2 separate regions of the Homo sapiens genome follow, and region 1 is linked to region 2. Evidence: chromatin contacts called from ENCODE Hi-C data. All regions are on one chromosome and are shown on one strand. The core of a region is the stretch at or near the end of the contact, and the rest is flanking DNA. Distances in the headings are between cores, read along the strand shown.

What was found. Hi-C counts contacts between places; a loop is a spot of excess contacts on that map. Pooled maps may share reads with other maps.
Region 1: a pooled map shows a loop between it and region 2 (2.4-fold over the local background). The contact joins two enhancer-like sites. A Hi-C loop is called at or near these places in 2 of 50 pooled maps.

Annotation. Positions count from the first base shown.
Region 1 is chr15:31,973,613-31,977,842 of GRCh38, reverse strand. No RefSeq gene overlaps it. Among named protein-coding and RNA genes, the nearest start is that of CHRNA7, 55 kb to the left of the region's middle. RefSeq lists enhancers at 1-330, 331-897, 1,463-2,145. Within about 2 kb of position 2,535, at least 3 of the 41 ENCODE cell types and tissues checked have a DNase peak (open chromatin) inside an H3K27ac peak, as active enhancers do.
Region 2 is chr15:31,337,568-31,341,464 of GRCh38, reverse strand. The region is part of intron 1 of KLF13 (KLF transcription factor 13); the gene reads right to left. Among named protein-coding and RNA genes, the nearest start is that of KLF13, 13 kb to the right of the region's middle. Within about 2 kb of position 1,809, at least 32 of the 41 ENCODE cell types and tissues checked have a DNase peak (open chromatin) inside an H3K27ac peak, as active enhancers do.

The DNA of each region.
Region 1 (4,230 bases), core at 1,286-3,785, 640 kb before region 2:
GTGAGCTCCCCAGCGAGGCCTGCCTGAGCCCACCTCCGCAAAGGAGGGAAAGCTCCAGCCAGGGCTGGGGATGAGCTGAATGAAGGACAGGAGTCCCCACCTGCTCAGGGGTATCCCCAGTAGAGAGGAGGGACTCCCTTAAGGGCCTCATCCTGTGGGAACTCCCCAAATAAATGGAGAGTGCCTGGGGTGGAAGCTGATCCCTGGAACAGGCTAAACATGGGGAGCTGCCAGGCAGGAGTGTCCCCAGGAAGGAAGGCAAACTGCGGTGGAAGTGAGGGCAGAGGCCACGATGGGATCCTCAGCTCTGCTCGAGCAGGTGGCGAGGACGGCCACACAGGGTGTCCTCCCCAACAACGAGGCAGTGCCAGGCGCACAGGTGGGTGTTGGGACTCAGCACAGTGGGGCAGCAGACACATGTGCTGGACACACAGCCCAGGACACACAGAAGTACTGGGTACACAACACAGGGCGCACAGCACAGGACACACAGCACAAGACACACAGCACACGGCACACCACACAGGACACAGCACAGGACACACACTACAGGGCACACAGTGCACGGCACACCACACAGGACACAGCACAGGCCACACAGCATAGGACACACAGCACAAGACACACAGAGCACACACACAGGGCTAACAACAGAGCACACAGCACAGGACACAACACAGGCCCACACAGTGGGCACAAAATTCTGGGCACACACTGTCAGCCAAACAATTCGAGGTACACGTGCCAGTCACGCAGCACCAGGCACACAGGAGTGGGCACGCTTGCCAAGCATACACAGCCACACAAACCATGCTGGGTCACAACACCAGACACAGAAGGAAAGACACACTCTCCAGCCACAGACACTGAAGCTGGGGACACACTGGACACACAACTCTGGGCATACAAGGTCAGGCATACCATGACCGACAAGCTGGCACACCCACTGGGAATACACACTGGCACACACTGGGGACAACACCAGACGCTGCAGGAACACAACATCGGGCACACACCAGGCACAGATGCTACACACACTCTAGGGACACAGCATCACATACACAATGCACACACGGCAAGAACCCATGCTTGTAACACATGTTGAACACACACACCAAACGCAATGCTGAGCTTCACTGTAGGGCACAAAACACTGGGACACACCATGCTGGGCACAGAAGCCAGGGTGCAATGCCAGGCACACACAAGTCCAGGCACTAATGCCAGCACACACTGTGGGAACACAACACTATGCACAAAACCTCAGACAGATGATGCCAAACACATACCACACACACACCAGCAGGCACTCCGGGCCAGGCACTCCAGGAGCACCACACTGAGCTCACAACGCTGGGTCACATACCAGCCATGTACACACCAGCCATGTAATTCCACCCACACAACACCAGGCATGCAGTGCAGAAACAGAACTCTGGAACCACAGGGCCAGGAAAACAATGCAGGCGCCCCATGCTGGACACACACAGTAAGTATACAACAATGAGCATGCAATGCCAGACACACAAAGCCAGACACACCATAGTAGGCGCAGCCTCTGGGACACCATGCAGGGCACACAGTGCTGGGCAAACATGCCAGGCACAAAATGCCAGGGAGAAAGCACTAAGCCCGTATGCCAGGCACACTCTGGGCCCACCAAGCTGGATGCACAAACCTGAGCACACAGGGCCGGACACACAACGCAGGCACCCAGGCCGGGCAGACACTCTGGGATCTCAATACTGGGCACACAGGACCAGGTACACAACACCAGGCATGCAATACTGGGCATGCCCACTAGGCACAAACAAGCAGGAACACAGCGCCAGGTACACACAGTACCTGCACACACAGTTGGCAAACAACACAGGGCATACGCTCCAGGATTACACTGCAAGGCTCACAGACGGGAGCAAACAAACCCGGCATACAATGCGGAGTATGCACAGCCAGGTGCCACACTAGGCATGCAGGGCCAGGCACATGGCAAGAACACAGGCTGGACACAGATGCTGGCTACGCGACACTGGGCAAACAAAGTCAGACACACCATGCCTGGTGCATAACACCATGCACATAACTCAATACTGGACACACAGTGACAGGCACACAACACTGGGCGCACAAAGGAAGTATGCATGCTAGGCACTCAGCAGGAACACAGGACACTAGAAGGCACACCCAGTCAGCACATACAGTTGGCTTTGAGCAACGAAGTGTGCGCAGACGCAGTGTCACCCACCAGCTTAGGGCTGACCGTGGCCAGCCGTGCTCCAGATGGCGGCCGCCCCGCGGCGCAGATCTTGGATGAAGGCGACATGGAGCGGGGCTGTCGCCAGCCACTGGGGCTCAGGGGGCTCAGGGGCACTTGCGGCAGCCACACAGCCTGAGCGCTGCTGGCTGTAACTCTGTGGGATGCACGAGGTTTGCTTCCATCAGTGCCCTCTCTGATGCACATGTGAATCGCTCTGAGTCTCTTACGATAACAAAAAATTCCGTAGGGTGTGGCACGTGTAAACCCGACTCGTATTTCTTGCTAGAGTATCTTTGGCAAGGTTTCCTGGGTTACTGGGTCAGAAGTCAAAGGCAGGTGACTTTGCAATTGCCAATTATCTCCGCAGGGCTACACCAGAGTGGGTCAGGGGAAGAATCAGAGATGGGTCGTAGGATTGTATCGTCATTAGGTGCATGTGCCCAGAAAGCAGGAAACAAATCTCCCAAAAAAGCTCTCTCAGCCTGCTCTTCAAAAACCCGGCCCCTTCCCACCTCTTCCTCTGCCGGAGGAATCTTTAAGATTTGCAATTTTAACCTTTAGCCGTTAGGTGGCGCCACAAAGTAAGGTATCCATGGGCCGAGGACGCTCAGCGACCCCTTCCTCCCCTGTGAGATTTCTTCTCTTGTTGAAGCTGCAAAGGAAAATCGCAGTTCCCAGATCTGGCAAGTGTAACAACATCTTCAGCAGCTCTGAATGGTTTTTATACAATTCTTTTCTTTACCTAATAGAAGGATCAATAACTGTAGACATATGCAGATCTTGATGGTTTGACCTCAGGCCAAAGCAACCTTGCTCCCCACCCCCATCACTTTCCTGTAAGACAGAAAGAGTGGTTGGTGAATGCTTGTCAGGTGCATGGCCCAGTGGGTGAAGCTGTTGAACAGGTCCCTTGCCAGTGCCCCCAGCAGCGGCTCTTAACAGCCATGCTAATGGCCGTCTCCTCTCCAAGCACCCAGGCTTGCAGTGGTCTGGGGCAGGCCTTGGGCCGCTCCCTCCCCGGGCATTACAGCCCTATCTCTGTGCCTTCCCTGAGCCCCTGCAATTCCACCAGAGGCCTGATGACTCTCTGGGGGACCTCTTCAAATAACTTCAGTCATTCATGTGGAGCAAGAGAGCCAGACTCCTGGCAAGAAAAAGCCAGACAGGGCCTGGGCTTCAGAAGATGCCTCACAGACCCTGGCAATCGGCCTGACTTCCAGAGGCCCCTCCCTCCCTGCAGGTCCAGGACACACATCACTTTACAGGAGAGGTTTCAGTCTGCAAGGCCAGCCCAAGTCTCCCAGAGTGGATGGTCCTCCCACCTCACCCTCTCTCTCAGACCATAGGGGTCGCTGGGCCCATGCTCTGTTGCAGGCACCAAGCCTGCCCTCCAGGCTAGGGGCTCAGCATTTCTAGAATTCTTGGGGTGTGAAGGACATTCATCTGAAAAGCTTCACTGGAGGATTGCAGACTTCAGGCTCCTAAGAAATTGCCTGGTGACTCTTGGTCTGCCTTTGCCACCACCCCTCCCAACGGCATAGGCAGCACTGAGATAGGCCACTCTACAAGTGGAAGGAGCCCAGGCCGGAAAACTGGGCCACCAGAATTCAGCCTACGAACCTCAGCTTCATCCTCTGTGAAACAAAGACGGCAATTTCCCAAGCAGAGAGAAAGGTCCTGGCACTAAGCAGGTGCTGAACAAAGACACGTAGCTGTTCACTCTACCACGCCCTAGCAGGTGGGTCCCAAGCAGAGGATGCACCAGAACAGAACAAAGCCATTCAGGGAAGCAACTGACTCGCTCATTCATTCTTTCTGTGAGAGCTTATGCGATCCACTCTCTTTCCGATGGACATAGGAAGCCCCAGGCAAAGGCTGTGCACAGCCCCTTCCTTCTCTTGCTGCTTGGGGACATCTGGAAGGCTGACAAAACACACAGAACCACCTCCTGCTCTGACCAACTAACAACACTA
Region 2 (3,897 bases), core at 560-3,059:
GAGAAGACAGCAAACCTGTCTGTTCATTTAGGTACCCATGAACAATACTGCAGGGGGTGAAATTTTGCTCTTGCAAGTTAATCACCACTTACCCGACACACACACGTACACACACGTGAACACACACGCACACACACCCCTCCTACTGGGTGCCTCACCCACATTCTACCCCTCTGCTCCTAGAGGCAGCATGACCAGACCCACTTCACAGTGAAAACCCAGAGATGGGCTCAGCCTGTCCCACTCTGAGGCCAGGGCTCCTCATCACTACACCACAGTGCCTCTGTTTAGATAACAAAGAACCAACAGACAAGAAGGCCTTTCTCTGATGAAAAATAAAACACTGAGAGCCTCCCAAGGAAGGTCATGCAAATACAACATTTGTGGAGTCAAGCTTCCATGAGGCGATCCAATAAGAGAGACACAGCAATGTCTCGGGGCTCCAGGTCCAGAGCCCAAATTGTCAGGATGAACACAGGGCACAGGGGCGCTGGGTCTCCCGTGAAACTCCCAAGTGTGCTCATGTTTTGGACTCCTTTAACACTTTCCAATACTATTTCAATACCTTTGACTTGAGATTTTTTTCTTTTGTTTTTAAGATAGGATCTCCCCGTGTCGCCCAGGTTTGAGTGTAGTGGCAAGATCGTGGCTCACTGCAGCTGCCACCTCCTGGGCTCAAGTGATCCTCCTGCCTGCAGGCTCCTGAGCAGCTGGTACAGGTGTGTGCACCACCATGCCCAGTGGAGTCTCACTATGTTGCCCAAGCTGGTCTCGAACTTCTGGGCTCAAGCAATTCTCCTGCCTCAGCCTCCCAAAGTGCTGGGATTACAGGCATGAGCTACCATGCCCAGCACGAGTTTTTTCTTAAACACTAAAAAAGTATATTTTCCAGGAAAAAAAATCAAATTCTGCATACATCTTTGAAGGGGGTGATGTTAGCAGGACTGTTTCTGCTTTACAAACAGAGAAAGGATGACAAGAAAGGAACTGAGCACCCAGGTGAGGAGGGATGCTGGGGCCCTCACCACAGCCCTGTGCCACCCAACCGCAGGAGAGCTGCCTGTTCAACAGGGAAACCTGGAAAGGCCAGGAGGCTTGGGGTGTGCACAAGCAACACCAGGCACTCATTCCAAAACAAATGCAGCAAATCTGAACATCTTTTTTGGTGCTGAGCTCCCTTGGCAACTGCCACAGCTGCTGCTGCACAGAGAGGCTTTGTAGGCAGGTTCACGCCTGAGGTTGGCCATGAGGGCAGTGGAGAGAGGACCCACAAGGCAGCCCAGCCCAACTGGGTACATCCTCAGCCTGCCTCAGTCGTGAGAAGGGACCCAAATAGACCTGCAGGCCTACAACGAAGACGAGACCCTGGAAACAGGCCTAGAGGCAGAGAGGCTCACAGGACACACCACCCACCAGGGCAACCTGGGTCAGCCCTACTGACAGTAAAATAAACAAAGCCACTTCCCTGGATCCTCACCTGGCTCCTCCATGGGGCAGGTGACTCTTTACAAGATAATCCATGGGTGGGCAGAGCAGGGAAGCCCAGTGAAATCCAAGGTGAAGGGTCAGGCCTGCACGAGAGCCCGCTGCTGCATCTCCCACAGCAAAGTGCCACCTGGGGCACTCCCACGAGACAGCAGGCGGGGGGCGGGAGGACATCCACTGGGCGCAGCCAGCCCAGGCTACCTAGGTGAGCAGTTAGAATTTAACAGCAAACACCAACAAGGTATAAACAAGCACATGCCCTGACCTGCAGGGAGGGGGCCAGGCCTCTGGCGGGAGAGTGCAGCACTGGGTGGGAGGGCGCTCCTCGGGCTCAGTCAGACGCATCAGCCTTCAGACAGCTTCTGGAAGCACCAGTTGTGGGTATCTGAACCCCCCACAGGGGAGAGGCATCTCCCCAAAATTTTCCATGGAACTTAATTAGCCTCAAAGCCAATAAAATCCTCGTGTGGTGTCTACGTAAGCATGCCTGGTCCCTGGATCGTGGCCAGTGCTCTCCCAGCCTCCCGTGCCAGCTGTCGGCAGTGGGGGGTCCTCTGTGCTGCCCCCGCACTGCCTCACCAGGGCCTTGCCACCGTCTAAAAGAAAAGTCAATGAATCACTAAAACATTCCTCCTATAAAGGGAAGACAAATGTTTATTAAGAAATTATAGAAACCAGGTCAGACATTTTGGTATCTTAGTCATTCTTGCTAATTTAAAAAAAAAAAAATCAAAATAGAAACCCATCCTAGAAACTTGAGACAATGGGAACTTCTCTAGCCAGGAGCACTTGGAGCCATGGCACAGCCCAGTTGCCAAGGCAACCCAGTGTTTACCTCCAGTTCTGCTGTGTAGGAGGACCCTGACCATGAGCAGGGACAGTCAGCCAAGCCACCTCCTCCCAACACCCAAGGGACAGGCCGCCAGGGCATCCCCAGAGGGCGGAAGAAGGAAGCCACAGCCTCCCCCACAGTGTCTCCCAGGATGAGCAGCTACAGACAGCACAAAGAAGGGGTGCCTTCACCCTCCCTCCTCAGGCCCCCCTGGGGTCTGCTCCCCTGTATACCCACCTGCTGCTTGTCCTAAGGGCTGGAAACCCCTGAAGGCTGTTAAAGAAATGCTCAGATCCCACAGTACAAGGGGGAGTAGAGGAAGTGAGAATGGGGCCAGACTGAACCTCAGCTTGGCAGCCAAGGAGCTCAGTTCCCATCCATTAACCCGGCCAGGGCCAGGATCCCAGCAGGCTGCTGGCCCCCCTGGTTTGCAGAGGAGGAGCAGAGAGACCAGGGGGCAGAATGGCCCAAGATGGAGTACCTCATCAGGGACCAAGGGTACACACCCTCTGGCTTGGCTCCAGGGTCCCACCCTCCATCCTGAAGGCTGGTTCTGCCTACACAGCCACGGCTGGGCACGCACTGCTGCTTCCTACCCTGCTCTTGTAGAGACCGGCCTTTAAGTGATGCAGCCCCACTGGGGTTCATAGGGCTGGGAGAAACAAACATTGTGCTGCAGCCCGCACCACCTGGCCAGATGCCTCAAGACTGGGTTACTTCCAGTGGAACGATTGTTCTGAGACTTGGCTGCATGGCTGACCACGTGTGCATGCGCATATACAAGCACATACACACATGCTGCAAATACGGGCATATATACACACACACATACACATACACGTGCACACACTCACATAAATGTCCATCTTCCAAGGCCATGTGCAGTGCTAGATGTGCAAAGGAATTCAAACGCTTGGCTCATAATCCAGGGCAACTAGGAAGATCAGGGAAACAAACTTTGAAATTTCTCAAAGGCTAAAGTGAGTGAACTTAAGAATGATACAATTTGTCCAAAGCAAACTGCTGAAGTGTACTACCCAGCCCATCATTAGGGAAACTTCAAATCACAAGCTATAAGTAGCCAAGGCTGTATTTCCTGTAAGACTCTAAAGCCTGACAGTAATTCAGGAAAACCACCTACCTGCTCGCCAACACAGCAGCTCTACACCTGTGACAGTAGACACTGACAGGCTCCTGCTCTGTCAGCCGCAAAGGGGACACAGAATAAAGTGCTAAAACTAATTTCAACCTTGATAAAAGATGGTATCCTGCAAAGCCCCTCAGGCTTACCCAGAGAATGCCCTGGCACCTTAGGCCAAGCAGCAAAGTACAGTCATGCACCACATAATGACGTTTCAAACAATGACAGTCCACGTGGGACGAGAGGCTGGTCCCATAAGACGACACCCCATTTTAATTGTACCTTTTTCTATATTTAGATACAAAATGCTTACCATTGTGTTACAGTTGCCTACAGTATTCAGGACAGTACTATACTGTACCGGCTTGCAGCCTAGAAGCAAGAGGCTACACCATACAGCCTAGGTGTGCAGTAGGCTATGCCATTTAGGTGTGCATAG